2 separate regions of the Homo sapiens genome follow, and region 1 is linked to region 2. The links are chromatin loops, found by intact Hi-C in ENCODE. Cell type or tissue: Calu3. All regions are shown on one strand.

Region 1 (8,000 bases), 180 kb before region 2:
AGCATTAGGTATATCTCCTAATGCTATCCCTCCCCCCTCCCCCCACCCACAACAGTCCCCGGTGTGTGATGCTCCCCTTCCTGTGTCCATGTGTTCTCATTGTTCAATTCCCACCTATGAGTGAGAACATGCGGTGTTTGGTTTTTTGTCCTTGCGATAGTTTGCCGAGAATGATGGTTTCCAGCTTCATCCATGTCCCTACAAAGGACATGAACTCGTCATTTTTTATGGCTGCATAGTATTCCATGGTGTATATGTGCCACATTTTCTTAATCCAGTCTATCGCTGTTAGACATTTAGGTTGGTTCCAAGTCTTTGCTATTGTGAATAGTGCCGCTATAAACATACGACACACTGAATATTTGTAAGTCTCCCCCCAAACACTTTTTTTTGGTTGGCTTCTTGTCACTCTTCTTTCCCCATTTCTGTCCAAAATATCTTCACACCCACCAAAGAGGCCCACGTTTATAACCAATTTGTATTCATTTGCTTTTTTACTAGCATCATATAATTTTATGAGGCATATATACGCATACACACATATAAGAAAATCTTTTGAACATTGTTTTAACAAAAATGGAATAATACCATCTACATTTTTTTCCTACATCTTGTTTTTTATCACACAATTCTTTATTTTAAAAAAAAGCCTCCAAGTAAACTGGCGTATCTTTAATTTTTTCCTTTTTATTACACAATTTACCCATTTGTGAATACATGACTCATTTAATCACACCTATAAGGGTGGCCATTTGTTTTGTTTCCGTATTTTGCTCATACTAACATCACTGCAATAAATACAATCTATCCTGATAGGATAGATTCCTGGAACTGAAATTTTTAGGTAAAAGAGTTTATGTATTTTTATTTTAACTTCTGAAAAAAAGCCATAATGCTTCTACTACAAAAGACTGTCTTTTTTCATACATCTTGTTCAGCAATTCTTATTATAGTTCTTTTAAAATTGTGCCTATCCAGTGGTCTAAATGTAATATCTCATCATTATTTGATATTATGTATTATGATATATATGTAATATATCATATTACATTACAGTAGTCAGTTTCTCTGACTACTAGTAAATTTTGGCATCCTTTCATAGGTTTGTAGAAATTTGGATTTACTCTTAATTATTTGAATTTTTAAGGGTGAAAAGTTGAAGTATATAAAAAATACAAAAGTTAATGTAAGAGACACCAATGTACCCACCCTTTAGATTTAATACTTTAACATTTTGTTTTATTTGCCTTAGAGTCTTTAAATAAATACAATGTTGCAAATATGGCTGACAAGTCCCCCTCTCCTACCAATCTTACTATATCCCATGCATTTTTATTCCTTATAGGAAATAACCAATAACTTGAAGTTGATATGTATTCTTCTTTTCAGTGTTTGCATACTTTTTGATCACTCTGCTTGTCGGAATTACACCTTCTATCACTATTCCTTTAGTAGTTACCTTGCACTTTTAACTTGTATATTTGACATAACAAAATTGAAAATCACTATCTCTGTCCCCCAGAAAGATGCAGGACTCTAAAGTACCTTAACTATGATATCTTCCTCCCATATTTTGTATTTTTTTTTTTACAATTCGTGCTTGCTTACATCTATCCACTTTTTTTTATGGGCCCAGCACACTTCCGTTGCTATCTTATCTACTAAAAAAAAAAAAAAAGACTACATACATACCAACGTTTTTGCATTCTGTTCTTTGTACACCTTTGCCTTCCATCTGGGTCCCTTTTTTTCTGAAGAAATGTCTTCAGAAATTCTTTTAGCGAGACCTGTGAATGGTCAATACTCACTCTTGAATAAGACTAGAATTCTAGGTTGACAATATTTCTTCTTTGGCCTCCGGCTACATTTAATTTTTGTTTTATTCTTTGTTATACTAAAAGTTATGAATATGTTATACTAAAAGGTATGAATATATTTTTCTTGGTCTTGTTCAAGTCTCATTGTGCTTCTTCAAACAGGAGTTCACAACTGAAATTTTTATATCTCAGCTATGATATAATCTTTAAATATTACCTTTTTCTTAGTCTCTCCATTTTTTCTGTTTGTAGCTCCTATTAGATATATATTATCCCTTTAATTCTAACCTCCATGATTCTTAATTTCTCATTCATATTTTCTATCCTGTTATGTACCGAGGCTACATTCTGGGCATTGTCTTCATCTCTACTCTTCCAGGTACTAGCCTTACGCAGGGATTTGCATTCTAGCTCCTCCCATTTATATGTCTACACCTATGTCTCCTGTTGTCTTAACAGTATTCAAATTTTGGCTTCTAGTTTCTTGGGCCTATATCTTAGTCCAGTATTCTGCTGCACTTTCAATAGGTTGATGCACGTCAATATAAACAAAGTAGAGATATGGGACAGGATGGGCCAGAATGGTAACAAGCCTCAAAATCATGTCAAGTGGAGGGTTTGTTTATCCAAAAACAAATCTTTATTTCATTCTTACTCTTGAATAATAACACTTTTACTGGGTAAAAAAATTCTAGGTTTACATTTTCCTCCTCAGAATTTTAAGGAGTTTCACATGGAGAGACAATTTAATGTAGAAAATATAGGTTATCTTCAAAAATCTGAAGTGTTTGCCTGTAGAAGAATAAATAAAATTTCTGTGTCGCCTGGCAAAATGAAACTAGGGCTACTATGTGTCTGCTACAAGGAATGGCTTCTGTTTCATACAGAGAATTTTCCAACATTCAGATCTGCCAAAGATAGCATGGACACTCTCAAGAGGTACTAAGATGTCCACAGCTACAGAGGTTTTCAAGTTTAAAGAGAATAACTAAAGTAGACAAACATTTGGCACAGGTGTTATAGAAGAGGTTTAAGTAGCACAGATTGTTGAAATAATTGGGTTTTTAAGTTTCTTCTAGAACTTGGAATCTCTAGTTCTTTTGCATCACCTAGATACAACCCCACAGCATTGGCTATGTGCCAACAGTTGTTTAGTGTTTATTGATTAGGTGAAAATTTCTGTACTATTCAGATCTCAAAACCTCAGTGTCTTATAACAACAAACTTTTGTTTGCTCACATTACATGAGGGTTGCAGCTTTGCTGTGGGTTTGTCAGGCTATGCTGAGAATACCTCAGTTTAGGCAGCTCCCTGTGCCTTCTCATTCTGAGACTCAGGTTGAAGGATGAGCCACTAACTGGAGCAAGCTGTTTCCAAAATAGAGGACAGAAGCTCAAAGTGGGTGGGGAGAGCAGAGCCAAACCACACAAGCAAGCACATTTAAACCTTTGAAGGTGGTTTATGTCATCTGCTCATATTTCAAGGCCCAAAGCAAGTTATATAGCCAATCCCAAAGTCAGTGGGGCAGGAAAGTAGATACCTCCTACAGGAAAGCTTAACTAGGGCATAAAGGAGCCAGTGGTATGCTAGAACCAGCTCATACTGGCTTCTAACAACAATTTATTTATTTATTTATTTATTTATTTATTTATTTATTTTGAGATGGCGTTTCGCTCTGTCACCAGGCTAGAGTGCAGTGGTGCGATCTCGGCTCACTGCAACCTCTGCCTCCTGGGTTCAACCAATTCTCCTGCCTCAGCCTCCCGAGTAGCTGGGACTACCAGCACCTTCCACCACACCCTGCTAATTTTTGTATTTTTAGTAGAGGCAGGGTTTCACCATATTGGCCAGGCTGGTCTCGAACTCCTGACCTTATGATCTGCCCGCCTCAGCCTCCCAAAGTGCTAGGATTACAGCCAACAGTCATTTTTTAATTTCAGAGTTTTGGCCAGCTGATTGTTAATCCATTAATATCTTCAACTGGACTTTGATGGAAATTTTCACACCATGGAAGTTGGAAAATGCTACAAATTGAACTTCTCTACCCTCTCCTCACTTCCCCAAGGGTAGTTGTTCAACATTTACCAGCATACCGCTAGAGGGAACCAATAAGTGTAAACAAATAAAACTGGCTACTATTGTTTTCTTGGCAAACAGAGCCTCTGGGAGCCAAGCAGTAGCAATGGATGAACAGCACTTAAAAAATCCTTCAAGGTGTGTCTCTTTTCTACACCCGAAAGGACATAGTGCTGATTTGTTCACTCAGAGGGAAGAACCAATATCCTTTAGACTCTCTTGCGTCATCCTCTGGCACTGCAAGTTGAAGCCAAACCAAGGAGGTAAAAATCCATTCATCCTCCCCTCTCTCATCAACTCAGTTTAGGATCTTGTTTCTTTGACAACATACCTGACACTGAAACTACTTCCACTTCCCACTTCTCCCTGCTACTTTGAGTGCATCCAGTAAAACACTTCCATGCCTTTCTGCTCTCTTGGCACACTCTATTGCTGTCACCCCATATGAGCACTTGGGATAGTTTCCAGACGAAGCCCCTGGCTTTAGCACACAGTCCCCTCCTTAAACTGGGCTCTAATTGAGTCCAACACTTTATTTCTGCAGTGTAGGCTGGACAGTGCTAAGTGCTGTCATTTAAGGAACTACAGGTGTAAGAGCTAGGCTTTCCAAACCCCATGCTGTCATCTGCCCACTGCCCACACTCACCAATTGGCCTACACTGCCAAGGTTTCCTAAACTAGTATCTGAAGTCAGGGGTATTTGTGGATTCCCCCTAGAGACTATGCCATCCTAAGAATGATGAAAGGATTAAGAAGAAACCAACGTGAAATGATATCAATAGCTGTTGGTAGAACTGCCTCCCGAAAACACCCAGGCTGTGTTTCTACACAAAATCCATGGACATTCACCCGCTTTGTCCTTCCCTATTGCTCCCAATTTCCCTCTCTCAGCCTCTACCTCTTTCCCCACCTCCTCCACCCTGGAGACCTGGTTCCAATTGCAAGGCCATTCCTGCAACAATCTCTGGCAACTGGAGTGAAAGGTGCCGACAAAGAGGCCCTCTCCACAGCTCCCTTTTCACAAGAAGCATGTATCCAATTAAAGGATTTTAATTAAAATGCTTTCTGTAGCATCCTGTTTTTACTCATTGTTATAAATTAAACTTGACATGCTCTGATTTAACAGGTGGGTGAGATTATTCTGAAAGCTGCCAGATGAGAGGAAATAGAAGCTGAGCTGAAAGAAGCTGTGTGCCTGGGAGTGTGAGAGAGACAGAGGGAGAGAGAGAGAGAGAGTGTGTGTGTGTGTGTGTGTGTGTGTCTTCATGCACCACACAAGTGCACAATTATATGTGCATGTGTTTGTCTTTAAATTGGTTTTAAATTATTGTTTTAAATGAGAAAGTTGCAATACAGCAAGGGGAACACCAAAAGAAAATAAAACCACAATCTAAAAAATTAGAATTTCATGCATCAACCTTAAAATCTCAGCCAGCAGTACTCATTTGCACATTTCTCATTAGTGGCATTCCTTTTTGGAGCATCAGCTAAGAAATATTTGTAACCTCCATTTATTGTTTCTCATAAATGAAGTTTCAACCCATATTACTCATGCAAAGGAATAAAGATGGATGTTTTGTTGTTGACAATTAAAAGTCTCAGTCATTACAGATTTCACCTCCTCAGTGCTTTTAGACAGTCAGTAGTCAACTTAAATGCCCCAAAGAGTTCTCACAGACTGCGCATTACACCTTTTGGTATAAACTGGCCACTTCAAGGTCTCCCTTTGTTCAAACCAGAGTAGTTTACTCACAAATCCTTTGCTTGAAGGGTATTATCTAAATTCCATGCTGTTGTTCATAGAACAGTTTCCCCCTTCCTGAACCTCTTTTTTTCCAAAACTATCTATTCCTTCCAGATTCTGCTCTTTTTTTCTTCCCCGTGACATTATCCCTAACCACTCCAGCACAAACTTACTGATTTAAATGCCTACCGTATGTATTCATTTATTCAACAGGATCAAGCAGTGTTGTCAGTATTCGAGATATAGCATTAAACAATAAGAAAATGAACAAATTTAAAGTATGTTTAGTGGCAGATGCACACTAAGAAGAAAAATAAAGCAAGTTAAGGTGGATAGAGTGTTGTTTGCCTTTTCATTAATTCTGTTATTATTTAAAGTTTTGCTTATTGATGTTCCATTTTTTCAATTGGTCTGTTATTTCCTTGAGGATGGGAATTATCCCTAATATCTTGGAGTAATGATCAAAATATTTAACAGCTAATACATCAGGCACCAACCAGTGAGAGTGGAGCTCAGCCATTCTAGTGTGTCCCAGTTGGATATCAGCCCTACTAAACCTCATTGTGTCCTCCAGTTTACATTACTCAATATATTTTGATCCAAATATTGATTTGATAATAATATCAATCATTGGTTTCTCATATTATGTAAATGGTACTCTAGTGGCCTAAAAGAGTAAATGTATTTTAATCAAAGGTTCTAACTTATTTTTAGAGACTATGCAGGTTAGGCAATCCTCAAGCAAGATAGTTACCATAAGCCAGTCTACGTGAATTTTCTTGTCCATCTTAACAACTCACTGGATATCCTATCCACATAGGACAGATTTCCAGGAAAAGCAGTTCTTTCAAAAATTTATTTGTCCTGAGAAAGTCCTAAAATTACAGATTTACTGTTTAAGTCCCTAAGGAAAAATGCTTTATTTTGTAGTAGAAAGATCATGGACTTTGAGTTTAAACTACAATCTGTCCCAAGAACTTATCCTGGTTAATTACCTTTTTTTGTTTGTTTGTTTTTTCAGAGTCTCGCTCTGTTGCCCAGGCTGGAGTGCTGGGCAAGTATGATCTTACTTGTCCAAGTAAGATCATTGAGTGGCGTGATCTCGGCTCACTGAGAGCCAGTTTCCCAGGTTCAAGCGAGTCTCCTGCCTCAGCCTCCCGAGTAGCTGGGACTACAGGCACGCACCACCATGCCTGGCTAATTTTTGTATTTTTAGTAGAGACAGGGTTTCACCATATTGGCCAGGCTGGTCTCGAACTCCTGACCTTGTGATCTGCCTGCCTCTGCCTCCCACAGTGCTGGGATTACAGGCATGAGCCACTGTGCCCAGCTGGTTAATTAACTTTTCTAAGGCTCAGTATCCTTAATTGTAAAATGGAATGGAAAATACCAACTTTGCAGTGTTGCAAAAGATAAAGCAAAGTGAGAAAATTGCATGGTACCTACCTGATACAGAATTGATGCTTTGTGAATGATAGCTATTATAGTTGCTGTCATTATCTACTGGTATCTATAATGGTCCAATCACCCATGTGGTCAGATTGTAAATTATACAGATAGATAGACTTGCTTTCACACGCTAATGGATACCTATGGCTTATACCACAAAATGCTTAGGGTTCCACTTTTATGCCATTTCCACCACTTTATATCCAGGTAATACAAGCGGTATCTACACCTCAAATGTAGTAAGCTTCTCTACTAAACTGCAAGCTGCTTAAGGACATGAATCTCTACTTCCTTCTCTTCTGTATCTTCATTTCCTCCCACTCCATTTCTACACCATTCCTGGTAGGAGGCTCCACCCACAGGAGGAAGCATAACATGGAGCTGGAGAAATAGAGAAGAGTAATAAAGTAATGGAAGAAGCGGGTGGGGGAACTGGATAAGTTGTGAACACTCAAGATAGACTGAAAGGGGACATGCTAGAAATCTAATGAATCATAAGTCCATCTAGGGGACACACACTTTCATTAGGAGACAACTGCCTGAACCTAGAAAGAGGCAAACTGAGAAGGAATAAATAAATGAGTCATTTGTCATGATAGATTTCATGATTATGGAACCCATTACCCCCAAGATGTGAAACAAGCTGAAACTATAAATGGCTACACAAATAAGTGAGAAAAACCCATGGAAGATGACCCTATCATAGGATTCATTAAAGGAAATTAGAGTAGTTGAAGTGTAGTAGCAACCACCAGCAAGCATTTACTAAAGTCTCTCTGTGCCAAGAGTTGTGCTAAGTGCAGATGGAGAAGCAAAGAAGTAAAGAAAAGTCCCAGACCTGAAGAATGTTAAAAAGCAGGAGAGAAGAGACCCGCCCACAAATAGCCACAAGAACCTACAACAATGAAGTGCTA
Region 2 (8,000 bases):
CCAGTTGCCTGTGGCTTCATGGAATAGTCGGTAAAATCCAATCCATACTTCACGGTATGAAATGCTCAGACTCTCTCCCTAGCGGAGCTAGTGGAAGACGCTCAGCAGCCTTAGCATAGGAATCTGTAGGTACAAGCACATTCCTGGACGGCGACTTTGAATCCAGGCCAAGAAAAGAGAGGTACACCAATATTGGGATTCTGTATTTTGGGGGTCTAATTGGTGAGTACAGAACAAAGGAGTGGAGAGGAAGGCAAAATAACCTAAGTAATAGAAAATCCAGCCATAGACTGCAGTGGAAATTAATGGCACGAGAAGCCTTGGGGGCAAAGGTAAGGGGTCGCAGTTGAATGCCACCCGAACTCATCCAGATGCCGCTGCGTTCAAGCTCTCCCAGCACCCGCGGCCGAAGTAAATAACAATTCTCTTAATGCTAAGGCAGCAAGGAGAGGGCACTGCGAACTGCAGACTTTTCTTCTAAGGATGAAGAGGACATTATAAAACTGCACACTACCTCCCTAATGGCCCATTCGTCCTAGCTCTGTCTAGTGAAGTAGAGAGCAGAAAAAAACATCTAGCTCTATCAAGTTGAAAACATTTTCACATTCACCTTAAACTGGTGAAGCAAACGGGTTTTCCCTTTACTAACATCGCTCTTGTTTTTCCATTTAGTCTTTGGGAACGTAGCCTCAATCTTAACCGCGTATGATCGTTTCCACTGCACCTGTGCGGGAGAGACAGGCGCATATCCCCGTGGCGTCGGATCTCTAAATTATCTAATCTGGCGGCTGCGTACGACTCAGGGAAAGCCCTGGCCGCGAGCTTTTTCACCAGGCTTGAGCTCAGCAGCCGGGCCCGCAGTGTTGCCGCCAGTGGGGAGGCAGGGAGGCTGTCGGCGCGCCGGAGCCAGGCGGGAAAGGGACTACAGCCGCCCGCCGTTGTAGCGCAGGAAGCGGGCGGTGCCAACACACACCTCGCAGCTCTGCACGTTCTTCGTGTCTTGGAGGAGAGTAGAGCCTCCGTGTGAAGCTCCGTCCGCACCTGACGAAGAGGAGGGCGTCTTGCGCCACTCCAGCGACTCTGCGATGTTAAGACGCAGACCCGCTGCTGCGCCTGCCTTTGTCGGGGCGGGCGGGCAGCCGCCGCTCGGAGCAAGGTGGGGCTGCGGGGAGGGAGAGCCGCGGGGCAGATCCCTGGCCAAGGTCCTCTAGAAAGCCCGCTCTGCGCCCAAACGCGCCGCTCGGTCCGTGGGCCACTTCGGACCTGACGCTGCCGGTGAATTCACGCGCTCCGGGACGCGCGGGGACCTTTGACGAGGTTTTTGAACTGGGGATCGTCCCCTGTAACCTGGCCGCGTTACCTCCCCAGGTGAGCCGGACTCGCGGGTGGGTTCGGCAGCCGGCGATGTGGCAAAAAGGCAACCTCGCCTTATTTCTAGGGGCTTGGAGATGAAGAGCGGCTGAGTGTCCCCGTCTACCCCAACCCGGGTATTACCCTCTTTTCCGTCTTCTAGAAGGGGAAAACCATGCTGTTTTGAATTCAACATATTTAGATTCTGAAAATCGACGGCCCTTCCCTTCTTTCCTAGGAAGGCCTGCCCCGTAGGCACAACCTTCGGAGAAACGGGCGGCGCGTGAGTTCCCTGGAGCCGCCTCCTGGGCATCCAGGCTCCTGTCGCACGGCTGGTGCGGCGCCCACTGGGCGTGGGGACTGGGCCCAAGGCTCCCGGGACCGGGTCGTGGTTAACGCCGAGGCCAAGCCCTTCGAAGAACTCTGAGTTCTCTGCCTGACGTTTTGTCCCTCAGGAAGTGTCCCTTCCCGACTTTTGAGGGTGTCTTGTTCTTTGACGGGGTGGCCCTGTGGGGGAGGAAGGAGAAGTGTTCCTCCACTGCTGTTCTGTGGAGCGGGACCTGGCTTTGTTCGGCCTCCCTGCTCTCGGGAGCCTGTACTCCGGCTCGCACGCCTGACTGCTGGCCCTGGCCGCTGCTCGGGCCCCGCGCAGGCACACGGGACAAGGCGAAGCCCCGACGCCCAGAGGGCGCTTGGGCCCAGCACACCCGCGCACAGCCCAGGAAACGGGAAAGGCCACTGTCTGCTTCCCTTTCGCAGATTCTATCCGCTGGCACGCGAAGGTCACACGGGCTCTCAATGCTAATTTGGAATGGGAAGCACCACGAAGGGTTGAGGTAGCCTGGTGGCCCTGACTGCGCAGGGTGCGGACAGTGAGCCCGTATCCAGCTTCGCTGCCACGCGCCTAGCAGCCCGGCGGCCCCGGCCCGGCCCAAGGAGGAGGCAGGCCGCCTGGGTCGGCTTCCGTGGCCTGGGGGTAAGCTCTGATTCACCCCAAGGTGAGGTCCCCGGGGATGCCCAGATTCGGGCCGGGAAACGCACCGGGAGAGAACCACCAAGCGCTCTTGGTTATGAACCAGAGCTTATAACTGTGGCCGCAGCTAGACCTAGGGGAGGCCTGAGCGCCGAAGCCTCCGTTTCCTCGACCGGAATTCGTGAGCTATTAAACATGGGCCCTAGCGGGGCCCACGCCCTGTCTTCCTTTGCTGACAAGGCTCCGCGGGGTAGTGGGCGGGAGACAAGGGTCTCAGAACAGAGGGGCTGGCCCGGCGCGGCGGGCCAGGAACTCCCGGGCGTGTGTGTGCAGTGGTGCGGGGTGGGGGTGGAGGTGAGGTCTCCTTTAGTTCCTGGGATCTGGGAATCCCGGCTTCTCGATCTCATCCGGCGCGGAGATCTTAAGGGTCGGTGGACCAGTTAGTGTGTACGGCCTCACCCCTCCGCCTCCAGCTTTCGAGGCTCTCCGCTTCAGAGCTCCAAAGGAAAACTTCTGCGACTTCAAGAACGTCCTGCGCATTCACATGGGGTCGCTTCCTGGCTGGTTGAGGAGAGTGAAAGTTCTAGTGCCTAAGCCTCCTTTTCTCTTGCCCATTTTTCTCACTCCTCAACCACAGATAAAGAAACACTACATCGTTGAAAAAAAGTAGTGAATTATCTACCAGTGAGGTAGAGGAAATTAACAGTCCCAAGACTGCCCCCAGGTGATGGTTTTCAGGAATAACATTTCTGGGCAATCTCAGGTCGCTTATTTCTCTTCGGAGCTAATTTCATCTGTGATAGAAAAGTTATTGAATCCAAAGGCTATGTTAATCCCCCCAAAAGGAAAAAATGGCCCCAGAAACCTCCTGCCCACAGACACTGAGAATTTGTTCAATTTGTCTTTCTAGCCTTACATTTGATAACTGCACTTCCAAAAATCAAACGCTCTCCTCCCCAAAAGGCAGACATGCTCCCACCCATCCCCTTTTCTTCTTCTTTTCCTTCTTTCTAGTTTCCTCTTTCTGAAACAATAGCGCGGGCTGCTGGAGTCAGTCTGATGATATAATCCTTAAGGCATTCACGGGCAGACCAAGGGCCAAGCTATCAAAGGGTTCAGCTTTTTCTTCTTTTTAAAAGCTGTTTACTATTCAGGAAATTTGGTAATTATTATTTTTTTCTTCTCCATGTAGTGGTATTACCCTCTTCCTTTTGATATTGGATCCTTTATGGGCCCCTAGCTTCATGCTCTAGAGAAAGGAGAAAGATGAAGGGACTGAATTCTGCAGCAGAATGCAATTTTCCTTAATGTCATCACTGCTGCTGAAGACCAGCTGAGGGCTTCCAAAAGAACGGGAACCCCCAGAGCAGTCAGAGAGTCCTCATGTTTCCAGGGGCAGAAGAGAGTGCTAATACCGTTTATTCTTTTACACCACAAACTTGTTTTTGTTTTTGTTTTTTTTGCATGTCACTCCACCAAAATACTTTCAGTGCTTTTGTACTAGGATTGAAAATGCGCACCAGAAGGGGAAAGAGAAGATTAAAATCATATTTTAAAAAAGTATTTGTTTAGAATGCCACGCTGAATTTGGTGTGGGAGGGTTACTAATCAATACTAATATCCTTGGAATATTACATGTTTATCATGGTTTTTCTTGAGTTCAGTATAGTGCCTTGCTTATAACAGGCAGCATGCAACAAATAATTGTTGGTTGAATGTTTGAGAAATGTAAAGCAAAGGAGCACAAACAGGATTGGTAATTTAACTCCATTTAGTTAAAAAATGACAAGTTTCTTGCACTAATGTGTGTCCTACAAAGCAAGACCATTTCTGCTAAATCGTGAGGCACTATGTTTAATCAGTTTAAATTTTGTCTCCCCCACTGAACTGTAACATGAGATCAGAGACTCAATGTTAATACTTTCATTATATACAACATCTTGCATATTGCTGGGTACATTGATTAATCATCTTAGAGTATGGTGAAGGGGAAGATTCAGCTTAAGATGGAACATGTTAAGTGGAAGTTAATGTGCAGGTATCCCCTTGGATAGTGCCAAGTATCCCTGTAGATGGGTAATAGTGGTCCAGGGGTAGGAAAATTTTTGTTCAGACTCCTCCTTTGATTGGGTCATATCTCTTCCTGCCCACATTCTCTCCAGAACTACCACTTTTCCCTCCTGATCTTACCTTATTAGGATATGAATGCACAGAAAAGGGGATGAGTTGAGCTGCACTGTCATAAGCTGTGATGACTGGTTAGCAGTCAGTTCGTGTGGATACTAATGAGATCATCACAGAGGTTCTATCCACTGGGGCACTAGTTTGGCCTTATTCCAAGCACATCCATGACATCCTTTCCTATAAATGTATTCTGCTTGGCCAGAGAGAATCAGGAAAGAGACAACCTTAATATATCTTCACAGAAGGTTATATTTTTTGGAAAAGGAATGCCAATCAATTGGATTTTCCCATAGGAGCCAAGGCATCATGTAGGCTTATGTGCCTGTGCCAGACTGTGTAATAAGACATAGAATATGTTTTCAAGGAGCATTCTATTTTCTCCTCTTTTGTGTTTTTCGTTGAAAATTTCCCCATCACAAACATAGGCACTGGAGATCAAGTTATGGCTTTCCAACTAGAATGACTTCTGCGTTCTTGAATTGCCATCTAAGTAGCACCTTGCACCTAGGATGTAAAGCATAATATGGAATGCTGGCCTTCTTAGTAATGACTATTTCACCTTTTGATTATTTACTACATTTCTGCTTTAGCATGTTAAAAACCCCCTATAGCTGAATTGAATGTTGACTAAATTAGAAGGCACACAATGCTGGGTTTGATCCAAAATCCACAAAATCAGAAGTATTTTCTATCTCAGCCATACACGCTACCTATAATGGTGAATAGCAACTGTAACTAGGCAGGGCTCTTCCTTTTGATCAGGTAAGAAATTTTAAAGAATTAAAGGATTGAAATTGTGTAGAGAGTAATGGGGCTGATGTATCTTTTAAAACCCCGGAATTTATAACAAATGAGAGTTGTTCCTCTAAGAAATTACCCTGGGATTCTATAGCTTATAAAAATGATTGCTCAAAACATTTCTGGAATGCCTCTTTTGGAAATGACTTGAGGGATTCTGCATCATCACTTACTTCAATGCTCTTTTCTTCTTGCTGGCTAATGTGGGTGCGCTCTGGGAAATCAAAGCTGCTCATGCTGAGGAATTAACTCTAAAAGCTGGGAGTATCCAGAGCAGAATAGTATCTTTGCCTAGAAAAATGGTGTCATTTTAGTGGTATTACTGAGATGGAACACACAGCAAGCAAAATGGTGGCCTAAAGCAACTGTGGGCCAGTGGTTGCAGACCTTGGGAACAAAGCTGCCAAAGGAAATCACAGCAGATTCCTAGAGGGATTGTGTCTACCTGGGCAGCCCCAGATATTCCGGGTTTCCTTACTTGAGAGAGAGCTTGTTCTAGGACAGCAGCCCTATCTGGAAGTTTCTGAGATATTCTAAGGAAGTTTTCAAGAAGAATTAGACTAGCTGTAAGTCCCTTCCTTACTCATCTTCCCTCTCAAATACAACAACAACAAAAAAAAACAAAAATGAATGTGTTTGACTAGAATTCAGACTAGTAGGGCTAAACAGTGGAATTATGAAAGTTTACTGATGACATAAATGATGAAAGAGCATTTGTAGTTTAAGAAATTACAGCCACATGGCCAACCACAGGTTTCTGAATGCCCCCAACATAATCTTCCAAAGTGCTGACCACGGAAAAACTCCGCACTCACGACTCAGCTCAGGCCTGCTACCTAGCTGGTGCTGGAATTGTGGGGAATCTTGTGCTCCAGCCTACACAAAATACTGGCAGCTGGAGGTAGAGAAATTGTCCTCTTTGCTCCTTATTGATACTTCTAGGTTGTTATCCCTTTCTTCTCCCTAATTTCCCTGCTGCCCCAGGTTTTGGAAATGATGCTATCAGTCTACAGACTCCCAAGACCACTCTCCCTCATTTCTTGAAGATTTTATTCCTGGATCATTATCATTGTCTCTAGTGCTTCTCCCAGCATAGTTTTTGTGGTTTCATGTTGAAGTAAATGATCTTATAATACCGTAGACTCTTGACCTTCTGTCTTCCAGAGATTATGTTTTCCACTCTATATCAACAGTCATTCCTTGGGCCATATCTCGATCTTTGTCATTACCAAGAGTTGAACCCCCATAATCTTAATTTCAAGCTCTGACCAACATTGCCTCTCTTTCCAGTTCACTCCCTCAATTTGTTGACACCACCAGGACCTTCAATCAACTGATTTTTATCATCGTTCAACATCTCCACACTCCTCACATCCTCACTTCCCGCCTTGCCCTGGGTGAATGCCATGACCCTTACTCACACCCTGGCATCTGGCACATGTACTCAGGTCGTTTACCTCTTTGTCCGTTGTTTCAATCACCTGGCGAAGCCCAGCTCTAGGTTAAATCCAATTCTATCTACATTCTGTCTCCACCTACACCCACACAATGGAATGTGGTTGGAACAAAACAATCAACTGAGCTGACTGCTCTCATTGTAAATTCATGTTCCTTAGCATCAAGAGAGCCCTTAAATGCTGCCTGGCAGTTCTACTACATTTCCCTCTTCCCTAGATGACTATTTCACACCTCCTACTCCTCTCTCCTTAAACTTCCAACACATCCTCCCTCATCCCAGTCCTCTGCTGAGGACCTTGATTCCTATTTCACTGATAAAATTGAAGCAACAAGAGAACTTCTTCATGCTTTTTTTTTTTTTTTAACCACATGTAAAAATCCATCTGCTTCTGTGTCTATATATTCCTTCTCTCTTCTCTGGTCTCCCATCCAAATCCTGTCTACATGTGAACAGGTTGGATCCCATTCCTTCATACTTACTCAAGGACATTGCTCCAGTAATTGTCCTTTCTAACTTCTCAATCATCAAAGTCACCCTCTCTACTGGATCACTCCCATCCAAATATGCAATTATTTTTCTCATTCTAAAAAGTAACTGCTATGGTTTGGATGTGGTTTCTCCCCTCCTAAACTCATGTTGAAATTTAATTGCCAATGTAATGGTGTTGGGAGTTGGGGCCTTTAAGACGTGATTAAGTATTTAAGGCAGATTAATGTCTTTCTTGAAAGACAAGAGTGTTTTTTTTTTCTTTTCTTTTTTTTGGAATGGATTAGTTTTTGCAGGAATGGATTAGCTCCTGAGAGAGAAGAGTGGGTTGTTATAAAGTGAGGTGACCTCTACTGCTTTGTCCTTTTTTCCGCAAGCCCATTTCCTCTTCCATTTCTCCACCATGTTTTGACATGACATGAATGAGACCCTCACCAAAAGCTGCCAAATGCAGCTACCCCATCATGAACTTCCCAGCTTCTAGAACTATGAGCTACATAAACCTATTTTATTTATTAATTACCCTGTCTTGGGTATTCTGTTATAGCAACAAAAAATGGACTAAGACAGTAACAAAACCCTCTTTTGATTCCAAATCACTGTCATACTATTGCATTTTTCTGCTTCCTTTTTCAGCAATAGTCCTTGAAAGGGTTGTCAAGAACATTGTCTCCAATTTTTCTCTTTCCATTCCTTTTTAAATATATTCAGGTAGACTTTTGACCCCACTATCCACCCAAACTGCTTTAA

Evidence for each region. A loop is a pair of places that touch in the nucleus more often than their neighbours do. Peaks named below come from ENCODE experiments on the same cell type or tissue, not always from the same donor. Only the 100,000 strongest peaks of a DNase experiment are listed, where the experiment ranks them.
Region 1: it touches region 2 in a loop (5-fold over the local background); 3 of 110 quality-filtered maps call a loop at or near these places.

Annotation. Positions count from the first base shown.
Region 1 is chr1:118,822,864-118,830,863 of GRCh38, forward strand. The region is part of intron 1 of LOC107985447 (a long non-coding RNA gene); the gene reads right to left. Among named protein-coding and RNA genes, the nearest start is that of TBX15, 160 kb to the right of the region's middle. In Calu3, no CTCF peak of the experiment used is centred here; no DNase peak of the experiment used is centred here.
Region 2 is chr1:119,005,822-119,013,821 of GRCh38, forward strand. No RefSeq gene overlaps it. Among named protein-coding and RNA genes, the nearest start is that of TBX15, 21 kb to the left of the region's middle. In Calu3, no CTCF peak of the experiment used is centred here; a DNase peak (open chromatin) is centred at 3,040.